Regions from separate parts of the Homo sapiens genome. Here region 1 is linked to region 2. A link is a loop called in an ENCODE intact Hi-C map of the cell type or tissue named here. Cell type or tissue: K562. All regions are shown on one strand. Each heading gives the region's core, and the rest is flanking DNA. Links, peaks and the distances in the headings are about the cores only.

Region 1 (5,176 bases), core at 331-2,830, 110 kb before region 2:
CTGTGAAAAAGAATTTGTCTCAGCCCTGCGGACATTCCTAGAAGGTTTCCGCCTACCTGGAGAAGCCCAAAAGATTGACCGATTAATGGAGAAGTTTGCCGCAAGATACATAGAATGCAACCAAGGGTGAGCGCCGATTTTGAGTCCCTTCCAGATCATCTGTTTGCCTGCCTCAGAACGCTAATTCTAATTTGGTTGGGGTTTAATCTTTGTATATCTGTGCCAAGCAACTGAAGCTTTTGTTTACCGTGTGCCAGGCACTGTGCTAAGGGATTATTTCACATAAGACCTCACAGCAACCTGTTTATGTCCCTATTCTACAGACAAAAAGATTGAGGACCAGAGAGGTTAACTTGCCCAAGATCACACAGCTAAAGCCCATGCTGTTAGCAACTATAAAAGAGTAGTTTCATAAGTTGAGAGGAGACAATTGGGCACCTCTTCCCTAATCAAAAACAGTTCCCCTGATTTAATATATGGGGTAGATCTCAAGGATTTTGGTTTTTCTTTAATTGCATACTGATGAGCAGGTTACAGAAATAGCTACATAACTAATAAAAACCACCAAAGTACATGATTTTATCTGGGGACCTTTTTTGATGGGCGGTTCGTGATTTTGTAAGAAGTGGAAATAGGAAGGGGAACAAACCATTATTAAATACCTCCTGTGTGTGGGCCATGCCATGGGTTTTACATGCATTTAATTTAATTAATGGCAAGCCCAGGAATAGTATCCCTGTTTTACAGATGAGGAAATTGAGAATCTGAGAGATTGAGCAACCTGTCCAAAATTAATCAGCTAGTAAGGAGCAGAGCCAGGGTTGAATATGGATTTCTCTAACTCAGAAGCTCATGTTCGGGCTGGATGCAGTAGCTCTTGCCTGTAATCCCAGCACTTTGGGAGGCCGGGACGGGCAGATCACTTGGGGTCAGGAGTTCGAGACCAGCCTGGCCAATATGGTGAAATCCCGTCTCTTCCAAAAATACAAAAAAAAATTAGCTGGGTAATCCCAGCTGCTCAGAGGCTGAGGCAGGAGAATTGCTTCAACCTGGGAGGCAGAGGCTACAGTGAGCCGAGACCACACCACTGCACACCAGCCTGGATGACAGAGGCAGACTCTGTCTCAAAAAAAAAAACTCATGTTCTCTCCACTGAACATTAAATTAGAAATATGTCTGAATATGCTGTGACCATGATGTGGAAATTGTTCAGTGGAAACTATTTTTTTTGAGACAGGGTCTTGCTCTCTTGCCCAGGTTGAAGTACAGTGGGGTGATCACAGATCACTGCAGCCTGGATCTCCTGGGCTCAATCAGTCCTCCCACCTCAGCCTCCTGAACTGCTGGGACTACAGGTGCATGCCACTGTGCCTGGCTAATTTTTTGTATAATATTTCTGCAGAGATAGAGTTTCACCGTGTTGCCCAGTCTGGTCTTGAACTCCTAGCCTCAAGGGATCCTCCTGCCTCAGCCTCCCAAAGTGGGGGATTTACAAATGTGAGCTACCACACCTGATTGAAACATTTTAATAACTGTTTTGCCTCTCAGGTCAACTTTGTTTTCATATTAATTGCTCCCAGTCTTCCAAGTGTATGGCAGGCTGTCCCCAGGAGGTGGCAGGATTGGCAAAGGCAGCATATCATCATTTTAACCAAATGGACATTAGAACTCTCTATGAAGGCATAATTAGATGCTGTTTACTTTAAACGTATCTCCTATGTGGACCTGGGAGCCTTGGTCTGTTTTGCTCAGTCAGTAAATATGTGACCCAGTTTCATCTCATATTAAAAGACCTTTGTTGTGTTCTTCAAAATTTCTACTGTTCCTGTTATGGACAGTTTGGACAGAACAGTTTCTAGCTTCAGCCTCATATCGTATGAAGCTGTACATCCACATGTTGTCCTTCTCTTCTTGCCTAAGGCAAAAAAGTCAGACTTCACCAACATATTGTTTAGAACAACATAAATATTTTCCATGGTATTTCTACTATTAAATGTTATAATGGGTAATATAGACTATAAATAACAGCTAAACAGCAGTTTTAGTCATCTTTATATCTCATGTCTAGCACAGTACATGGCACAAAATAGATGTTCTCAGGAACAGGACAAGGTGGGGGAGGCACTCAAGCGCTTAGTGTGTGAAATATAGTGAGATGCCCTCTCTCAGGGTCAGCACCAAGTGTAAGGTCTCCTGATGTGCTCACTTGCTTCACCCTAGTCTTGGCCCCAGATGCTTCTTAGAGTCTTTTTAAAAAAAATTATTTGAAATTGCTTTATTCAAAGAAGCCTCAATTTTTATTATTTATTTATTTATTTTTGAGACAGTCTCGCTCTGTCACCCAGGCTGGAGTGCAGTGTCACAATCTCAGCTCACTGCAACCTCCACCTCCCGGGTTCAGGCAATTCTCCTGCCTCAGTCTCCCGAATAGCTGGGATTATGGGCACCCGCTGCCACGCCCAGCTAATTTTTGTATTTTTAGTAGAGATTGGGTTTCACCATGTTGGCCAGGCTGGTCTCGAACTCCTGACCTCAGGTGATCCACCCATCTCGGCCTCCCAAAGTGCTGGGATTACAGGCCTGAGCCACCACGCCCTGCCAAAGAAGCTAAAATTTGATACAGATTGTTAATGAGCTTTTTCTACACTCTGGGTTGCTAAGTCTTGTTCAGTGATGATGAAAGCGTAAAAACTCTTGCCTCATTTGGAATCAAGGGGAGTAGTCGGCTGCTTTTCTCGTGAAGTGTGTCTCTGTTAGCATTGTACCTTCCAAACCGCATCACCATGAATATTGATGTCTCGAATTTTTTTCTCCAGGCAAACTCTGTTTGCTAGTGCTGACACTGCTTATGTCCTAGCGTATTCAATTATTATGCTGACTACAGACTTGCACAGTCCTCAGGTAAAGCACTTTAATGATTTACATGTTGTATTAGCTAAATAAGTGGCTTTACTTGGGCAATTGGATGTTTTTTAAATGGTTTTTAATTTTTTTTAATTACAGGTAAAAAATAAAATGACGAAAGAGCAGTATATTAAAATGAATCGGGGTATCAATGATAGTAAAGATCTGCCAGAAGAGTATCTCTCAAGCATCTATGAAGAGATAGAAGGCAAGAAAATTGCAATGAAAGAAACAAAAGAGCTAACGATTGCAACCAAATCTACTAAGCAGAGTAAGGTCTAATGGCAAATTATTTCTTTTAGTTCTAATTTTTTAGTGTATCAGAATGCATGATTAAATACTCTGGTGATAAATTTAATGTGCATAGCTGGATATCTGAATAGGAAATGTGATTGAATTAATTATTGTGATTATGTTGGGACTTTTATAATGTCACTGTCTTGCTAGATTTCTGATGAGGAGCAAGAAGGAATTTAAAATTAGTAATCTGAGAACTAAATTACTCCCAAAAAGTGTTCTTTAAAACTTTTCTTTAATTCAGATTGTGTCCGCCTTGATTAGAATTCTATTAGTTATGGCCCCTGGGGAGCTGTCAGTTTCACTGTTTGAGAAGCAGCAAAGGGTAGTGGTTTAGAGTGTGGCTCTAGAGCCACACTGCCTTAGATCAAGTCCCAGCTCCTCTACTTAGTAATTGTATGACCCTGGGCAAGTGACTTACCCCCTCTGCCTCATTTTTCCCATCTGTAAAATGGTAATAATAATATTTGTAATGGACTCACGAGATGGTTGGGAGGATTTAGGAGTTAATCATTGTGCATCTTTTGAAACAGTGTATGGCATGTAGCCAGCCCTCAGTGACTGCTAGCCACACCTATCATGCTCTTACTTTACAGATGTAGCTAGTGAAAAGCAGCGGCGGCTGCTGTACAACTTAGAGATGGAGCAAATGGCTAAAACAGCCAAAGCTCTGATGGAGGCTGTGAGCCATGCCAAAGCCCCGTTTACCAGTGCCACTCACCTGGACCATGTCCGGCCAATGTTCAAAGTGAGTATCCTGAGAACTTAGCAAGCATGTGGCTAAGCCTGATTCTGAAGCTGGCCAGCGAGAAGTACTCTTTCCACGCTAAAACTCTGGATGTTATTGAAATCTTCCTTCCATGATAGCTGGTGTGGACGCCACTATTGGCAGCCTACAGCATCGGACTCCAGAACTGTGATGACACTGAAGTGGCCTCCTTGTGTTTGGAAGGCATCCGATGTGCAATCCGAATCGCCTGCATCTTTGGAATGCAGGTAGGTGTAAGTCAGCAACACTCCAGAGATACTGGTGGGTTGTGCTCTTTTAGATTTGGCAAAACTTAGAAATTATCAGAAATTTTCAGTTAATCAAGACTCTTAGCAAGCTACTTACTTATGCCTACTGACAAGAAATCCGTAGCTTTGTGATGACAGCTCGTTAGGGGCAAAAATGGAGATACGGATTAAAACTGTCTTTAAGAATGGGTAGGCTGGGCACAGTGGCTCACGCCTGTAATCCCAGCACTTTGGGAGGCCAAGGCAGGCAGATCACCTGAAGTTGGGAGTTCGAGACCAGCCTAACCAACATGGAGAAACCCCATCTCTACTAAAAATATAAAATTAGCCGGGTGTGGTGGTACATGCCTATAATCCCAGCTACTCGGGAGGCTGAGGCAGGAGACCGGCTTGAACCCAGGAGGTGGAGGTTGCGGTGAGCCGAGATCGCGCCATTTTACTCCAGCCTGGGTGACAAGAACGAAACTCCATCTCAAAGAAAATAATAATAATAATAATAGGTAGGGTCCAAGCTTCTTGACTGGATTTGACAAAGCAGACTTCGTGTTCATCTGCCTAACTTGCCTGCTTTGGTGCTTAAAAATACTATTTCCTTTTTAACATCAGTTTTTATTATAATTTCGCATATTTCCAACTCTTCCCTGGAGAAACAAGTAGTTCAATGCAATATGAATATGTCTGTAAACCTTTGAAACTTGAAAAGTTCAAGCAAATAAATGAAATGTAATTCTGAAACTGTTACGAAATTAGGAGGTTGACAATCCCATGCATCACTTTGTAAGTCAGAAGTTGCACCCCATTTATTTTTAAAAACTCAATCTTCTGTTCCTATTCATTTTACAGTTAGACATTTTCTTTTATACCAAGACCACAAGCTTTGACGTTAGACCATCTAGGTTTCAAGACCCCACTCTGCCACCTCTCCAACCATGTGACATTGGCTCAGCTAAAGTCTCTC
Region 2 (6,611 bases), core at 1,906-4,405:
GCTCCTGCACCCAGCCTAGGTGATAGAGTGAAACCTTCTCACAAGAAAAAAGAAAATATTTTAAGATGTTTGTGTTCTCCAAACATTAAGTTAGTGTTAGTCATATTGTGTTCCAGAGGTTGGTTTATGGTTGGATACCAAAACATTTTTTCAGTAGAGAGAATATTATAAGGAAATATAAATCAAAGAGAGACAGCATGTAAAGGTCTATGACAGAAAGACAAGTTTTCTATTTACTAGAAGGCAGGTATTGATGCCACAGCCTTTGGATGTTAATGATTAAGCATAGGTTTATTTTGCAGACTTATCAGTTACCAGTTTAGTGCGTGAGTTCTCTATGCTGATATTCTGCATCTTCTTTCAACAGGTTTTTTAGTCTTTATTAATTTGTATTGCATAAAATATGGGGCACTAGCACTACAAGAAATATTTGATGGTATACAACCAAAGTAAGTTTGTTTTTATTATTTTTTAAAGGAAGAAAATGTTTTGACTTTTTTTTTAGTACAAATCAGTATCTCTGTCTTATAGATGATGATGTGGTTCTTGGTATGGAGATAGTGTCTATGGTTTTCAAAATATTCTTAGGTATTGGGAGTAAAGAAAAAGTAATCCTGGCCCAGCATGGTGGCTCACGCCCGTAATCCCACACTCTGAGAGGCTGAGGAGGGCGGATTTAGCTCAGGAGTTTGAGACCAGCCTGGGCAATATAGTGAGACTCCATCTCAAAAAAAGAAAAAACACCCTGGAATCATTGTTCTAATCCTCTAGATTAGAGGACCATCTACTCTACACACTGGCATTCTCCACAGCCAGTGTTCTATATTATGTTAAATGGTCAGTGTTGTCTCCAGGAGCCTGCCTTATTAAAACTAACAGCAGAAAACACCACATGTTCTCACTCATAGGTGGGAATTGAACAATGAGAACACTTGGACACAGGGCGGGGAACATCACACTCTGGGGCCTGTCGTGGGATGGGGGGCAGGGGAAGGGAGGGCAGAGGGAGGGATAGCATTAGCAGAAATACCTAATGTAAATGACGAGTTAATGGGTGCAGTAAACCAACTTGGCACATGTATACATATGTAACAAACCTGCACGTTGTGCACATGTACCCTAGAACTTAAAGTATAATTAAAAAAAAAAACCAGAATTTTCCTTCCCCCTTTTTTAAAAAATCGTGCTAATCCATATCGTTCCAATTTTAGTATATGTGCTGCTAATGCAAACACAGCAGAATTTTTCAAATGAGAAATACTTAGGACCAATAAATTAACTTTGTTTTTGACTTATCTGGTATATATGCAAAGAATGTATTTAGGTGGCATTTCCCATTAGTAGGGAATAAAACAATTATAACGATAAGATAAAGAACAACTCTTAGGGAAAATTTCTTCGGGGACAGTTAGATCCCTGTACCTCAGTTATGTCTCAAAAATTCTACATTGACTAAAAAATGAATTACTCTGGAAAGGAGACCAGAAAACATGGCTTCCGGCAGTAGGGGATTTTGAGGAAATCTCATGCACTGCTAGTGGGAGCCTGAATTAGCCTGATCTTTCTAGAGAGCAAAATGTATGCACTTTTTATCCAGAGCATTAGAATTGCCATACCCTTTGAGCCATATTTCCACTTCAAAGAATTGGTTCTATTAACGCATAAACTGAGGATTTTGCATCATTTAGAATTACGGAAAACTTCACTTCTAGCATGTTTGCAACAACATAGAATGATTGGCCGAATTATTTTAAATAGCCATTAGCATTTATGTACCTGCAGGTATGTAAGCAAAGACAGTTGGGAAGCTTATAACCCAAAAATGTTAAAACTAGTTGTTTCTGGGTGGTGGGATGATTCCTTTTTTCCCTCCTTGCTCCTCTCTCTTTTTTTTTTTTTTTTCTTTTTTTTTTTTGAGACTGGCCAGGTGTAATTTTTAAAGAAAAAAGCAGAGAGGGCCAGGAATGGTGGCTCACGCCTGTAATCCTAGCACTTTGGGAGGCTGAGGCAGGTGGATCACCTGAGGTCAGGAGTTCGAGATCAGCCTGGCCAACACAATGAAACCCCATCTCTACTAAAAATACAAAAATTTGCCGGGCGTGGTGGTGGGCACCTGTAATCCCACCTACTCAGGGGGCTGAGGCAGGCAAATTGCTTGAACCCAGGAGGTGGAGGTTGTAGTGAGCTGAGATCACACCGTTCCACTCCAGCCTGGGCAACAAGAGCGAAACTCCGTCTCAAAAAAAAAAAGAAAAGAAAAAGATTATGGCATTTGGCTACAGGGTAGAGGTGTGATGGGGTTTTTTTATGTTTTGACTTTCAGTCTCTTCAGATGATCAAAAACAGCAGTCTTGTTATTTAGTAATTTATCATATTCATAAGAAGTAACTAACATCTAAGCATTTTACTATTTCATTATAGTGATAATCTAATATTAAGTTGATTTATTTTGCTTTAATAGAATGTTTGGAATGGTTTTGGAAAAAATTATTATTCCTGAAATTCAGAAGGTATCTGGAAATGTAGAGAAAAAGATCTGTGCGGTTGGCATAACCAAATTACTAACAGAATGTCCCCCAATGATGGACACTGAGTATACCAAACTGTGGTAAGTACTTCATTTTAATATTTTTGTAAGTTACAGCTTCCTTCCCATATGACTGCAAAATTAACAAAGCTTATTCTCTTGGGGGCCAAGAGAATCTTGGTCTGATCTCAGCTTCTCCACAATCAGATCCAAGACATGATTTCTGGATCCTTCTGGGCTTAGAATGATCTTGTTTCCTGCTTCTTTTTCAGGGGGATTCATGGACCCCTTTAAGAGTCTGATCTAGGTGATCTCTAAGACAATTTTATGACAGAAGCCCAACTAAACTGACTTATCTTTAAGGGGAAGAACTGAATAAGCCAAGAAAAGAACCATCTTAATTTCAAAGGTCCCCTTTTATTCTTGAGACTATGAGTCTGTAATTTTGTGTCTCTGAGCAATTGCTGGTTTTAAGTCTTCCGAGTATTTTCTTGACCTTTTTATCTCTTGCTTTCTTCCAATCCAGGACTCCATTATTACAGTCTTTGATTGGTCTTTTTGAGTTACCCGAAGATGATACCATTCCTGATGAGGAACATTTTATTGACATAGAAGATACACCAGGATATCAGACTGCCTTCTCACAGTTGGCATTTGCTGGGAAAAAAGAGCATGATCCTGTAGGTCAAATGGTGAATAACCCCAAAATTCACCTGGCACAGTCACTTCACAAGTTGTCTACCGCCTGTCCAGGAAGGGTAAGTGTGTTGTCAAAGAACTCTGTGATAAATGGAGACTTTAATGGGAGGGCAAAAGGATAGTAGTAGTTCTGGTGTCTGTTTTCATTGGTGGGCGTAATAAAACTAAATCTCATTGAGTTACAGCAAGCTTATTTTCTTTAATTAAAAACACTGAGCCCTTTTTTTCTTGTATTATGTACTACAAATATATTTTAAGTGAATGGATTTAGGAGTGAGAACAAAGGAGGAAAAATCCCTTCAATAGAAATGTAATAAGGCTGTATAGTTGCATTTTGTCAGCACTTTATAATAAGAGTTTATTTCCCAGATCGAAGTAATCCATCTATTATTAAAATGTGGTAGCATTTTTTTATTTTTATTTTTATTTATTTATTTTTTTAGACAGGGTCTCACTCTTATCCAGGCTGGAATGCAGTAGTACGATTATGGCTCACTGCAGCCTCAACCTCCCAGGTTCAAGTGATCCTACTGCCTGTCAGCCTTCCAAGTAGCTAGGACCCACTATGCCCAGCTAATTTTTTATTTTTTTGTGGAGACAGGGTCTCCCTATGTTGTTCAGGTTGGTCTCAACCTCCTGGGCTCAAGCCATCCTCCTCCCTCAGCCTCCCAAAGTGCTGGGATTACAAGTGTGAGCCTGGACACAGTTATTTTTTTTTAATTGCAGCATACTCAGAAATTAATAGATCATGGCATAAACCTAATAATGACTGTATAGTTGCATTTTGTCAGCACTTATTATAGAGTTCTTACATGTTACCTGATAAAATATATATTTTTCAAGCCAGACACAGTGGTTTATGCCTGTAGTTCTAGTGCTTTGGGAGGCCAGGGCTGCAGTGAGCTATTACAGTGCCACTGCAATCCAGCCTGGGCAACAGAGCGAGGTCCCGTTTCTTAAAAAACATATATGTGTGTGGCGTGTGTATATATATGTATATATATTTTTTCATTGTATTATTACGGAGACTTTCAAACATATATAGAAAGAGCATAATGAAGCCTGCATGTGCCCAGCTTCAATAATTACCAATATCTTGCCAGTTTTGTTTCGTTTCTCCTTTTATTCTCTGTATTGAGCAAGTCTTAGACATCATACGTTTCACGCGTAAGTACCTTATTCTACATCATTAACCAGTAAGGACTTTTTAATTAACCACAATACCACTATCACACCTAATAATAGTAATTCCTTATGGATCTTTTCTTTAGACCTATTTTTGAAGGCATAAAAGCAGTTGAGTTTCTGGAGAATTTTTGGATGGTGATTAATGACTTGACTGGCTGCTCTTCCCAGAGCTGTGGCAGCTCTCCCGTAGAAGATGGGGTTTGTATTGGCGCACCAAGATCTCCAACAGCCAGTGTGTGTTTCCCATCTCTTGTAGGTTCCATCAATGGTGAGCACCAGCCTGAATGCAGAAGCGCTCCAGTATCTCCAAGGGTACCTTCAGGCAGCCAGTGTGACACTGCTTTAAACTGCATTTTTCTAATGGGCTAAACCCAGATGGTTTCCTAGGAAATCACAGGCTTCTGAGCACAGCTGCATTAAAACAAAGGAAGTTCTCCTTTTGAACTTGTCACGAATTCCATCTTGTAAAGGATATTAAATGTTGCTTTAACCTGAACCTTGAGCAAATTAGTTGGTTTGTGTGATCATACAGTTATGTGGGTGGCTTCTAGTTTGCAACTTCAAGGGACAAGTATTAATAGTTCAGTGTATGGCGTTGGTTTGTGTTGAGCGTTTGCACGGTTTGGATAATCTTAAATTTTGACGGACACTGTGGAGACTTTCTGTTACTAAATCCTTTTGTTTTGAAGCTGTTGCTATTTGTATTTCTCTTGTCCTTTATATTTTTTGTCTGTTTATTTACGCTTTTATTGGAAATGTGAATAAGTAAAGAATTACTTGTGTTACTTGCCAAGCAGTGCACATTTCATAGTTTCAAATCTGTAATCAGCAATAAAAATCCTAAAATATGTACCTAAGAACATCTTAAGGGCAGGTTTTCAGTGCTCTCTCATGCTTTTATAAAAATGAAGAATTTCTTTAAATTTCTTCCTTTTCCTTTCCTGGACTCTGTAAAATCCTAATTTCTAAATCATGTAAACTCAGATTATTTAGTCTTTTTTTTTATATGGGGGAAGGGGACATTAATATAGATTTGGGGCTTATTTACTAGAATTTTCTGTAGCAGTTCCTAGGTGGCAGTGTGAGTTTTGGGTAGGTGGCTCCTCTGGGAGAAATGCTCTGCCTCGCTTAATGGGATGGCGGTCGAGAGTACTTGAGACTGTGGATGTTTTGATCTCTTTCATCTCTGCTGTTCCCTGGAGAGTGGAGGTTACTTGGAACTTTTCAAACCCTGACACCTTAGAACCGTGAAGTCCAGTCCAGTGGTGGATCCGGCCGGATGCCTGGTGAGCTTGGTTGCACTGGCTCCCTCCCTTGGCCTGGCCCATGGAATTGTACAGCATTCGTTTCTGAGGAATGAAGAATCAGAATATCTAAATTTTGTGAGGCACAGTTTATGCTGGAATTGTTCATTGTCCATTCAGTGTAGTTAAACTGGAACTTTTGTCTTCCCAGCTCAAGTGATTTGTCACAGGAGTTATCGATATCCCTTTTTTTTTTCTTTTTTACCCCCAAGATAAGAGTCTTGTTCTGTTGACCAGGCTGGAGTGCAGTGGCACAATCTCAGTTCACTGCAACCTCCACTTCCTGGGTTTGAGCAATTCTCCTGCCTCAGCCTCTCGAGTAGCTGGGATTACAGGCGTCCGCCACCACGCCCAGCTAATTTTTGTATTTTTATTAGAGATGGGGTTTCACCATATTTGTCAGGCTGGTCTCGAACTCCTGACCTCATGATCTGCCTGCCTCGGCCTCCCAAAGTGCTGGGATTACACGCGTGAGCCACTGTGCCTGGTGATAACTTTTTTAATCTTAGGCACTTGACTCGAATGGTTTTTCTTATTTTGAATTTTTTTTTTTTTTTTTTTTTTTTTTTTTGAGACGGAGTCTCACTCTTGCCCAGGCTGGAGTGCAGTGGCACAATCTCAGCTGACTGCAACCTCCGCCTCCCAGGTTCAAGCGATTCTCCTGCCTCAGCCTCCTGAGTAGCTGGGATACAGGCATGCATCACCATGCCTGGCTATTTTTTGTATTTTTAGTAGAGACAGGGTTTCACCATGTTGGCCAGGCTGGTTTCAAACTCCTGACCTTGTGATCCGCCTGCCTCGGCTTACCAAAGTGCTGGGATTAGAGGCTTGAGCCACTGTGCCCAGCCACTTGTTTCTGTAATGTTGCATGAGAAATTTCAAGTTCTCTTAAG

Evidence for each region. Hi-C counts contacts between places; a loop is a spot of excess contacts. Peaks named below come from ENCODE experiments on the same cell type or tissue, not always from the same donor. Only the 100,000 strongest peaks of a DNase experiment are listed, where the experiment ranks them.
Region 1: it touches region 2 in a loop (2.7-fold over the local background); 3 of 110 quality-filtered maps call a loop at or near these places.

Annotation. Positions count from the first base shown.
Region 1 is chr20:48,985,488-48,990,663 of GRCh38, forward strand. ARFGEF2 (ARF guanine nucleotide exchange factor 2) reads left to right here. Exons shown (of 39, transcript NM_006420.3): 16 at 1-126; 17 at 2,817-2,901; 18 at 3,004-3,175; 19 at 3,798-3,949; 20 at 4,069-4,197. Among named protein-coding and RNA genes, the nearest start is that of CSE1L-DT, 58 kb to the right of the region's middle. In K562, for the core only: a CTCF peak has its summit at 1,613 (motif pointing right); no DNase peak of the experiment used is centred there.
Region 2 is chr20:49,091,679-49,098,289 of GRCh38, forward strand. It overlaps CSE1L (chromosome segregation 1 like), which reads left to right. Exons shown (of 25, transcript NM_001316.4): 22 at 368-449; 23 at 2,462-2,608; 24 at 3,054-3,285; 25 at 4,671-5,271. The coding sequence ends at 4,760. Among named protein-coding and RNA genes, the nearest start is that of CSE1L, 49 kb to the left of the region's middle. In K562, for the core only: no CTCF peak of the experiment used is centred there; no DNase peak of the experiment used is centred there.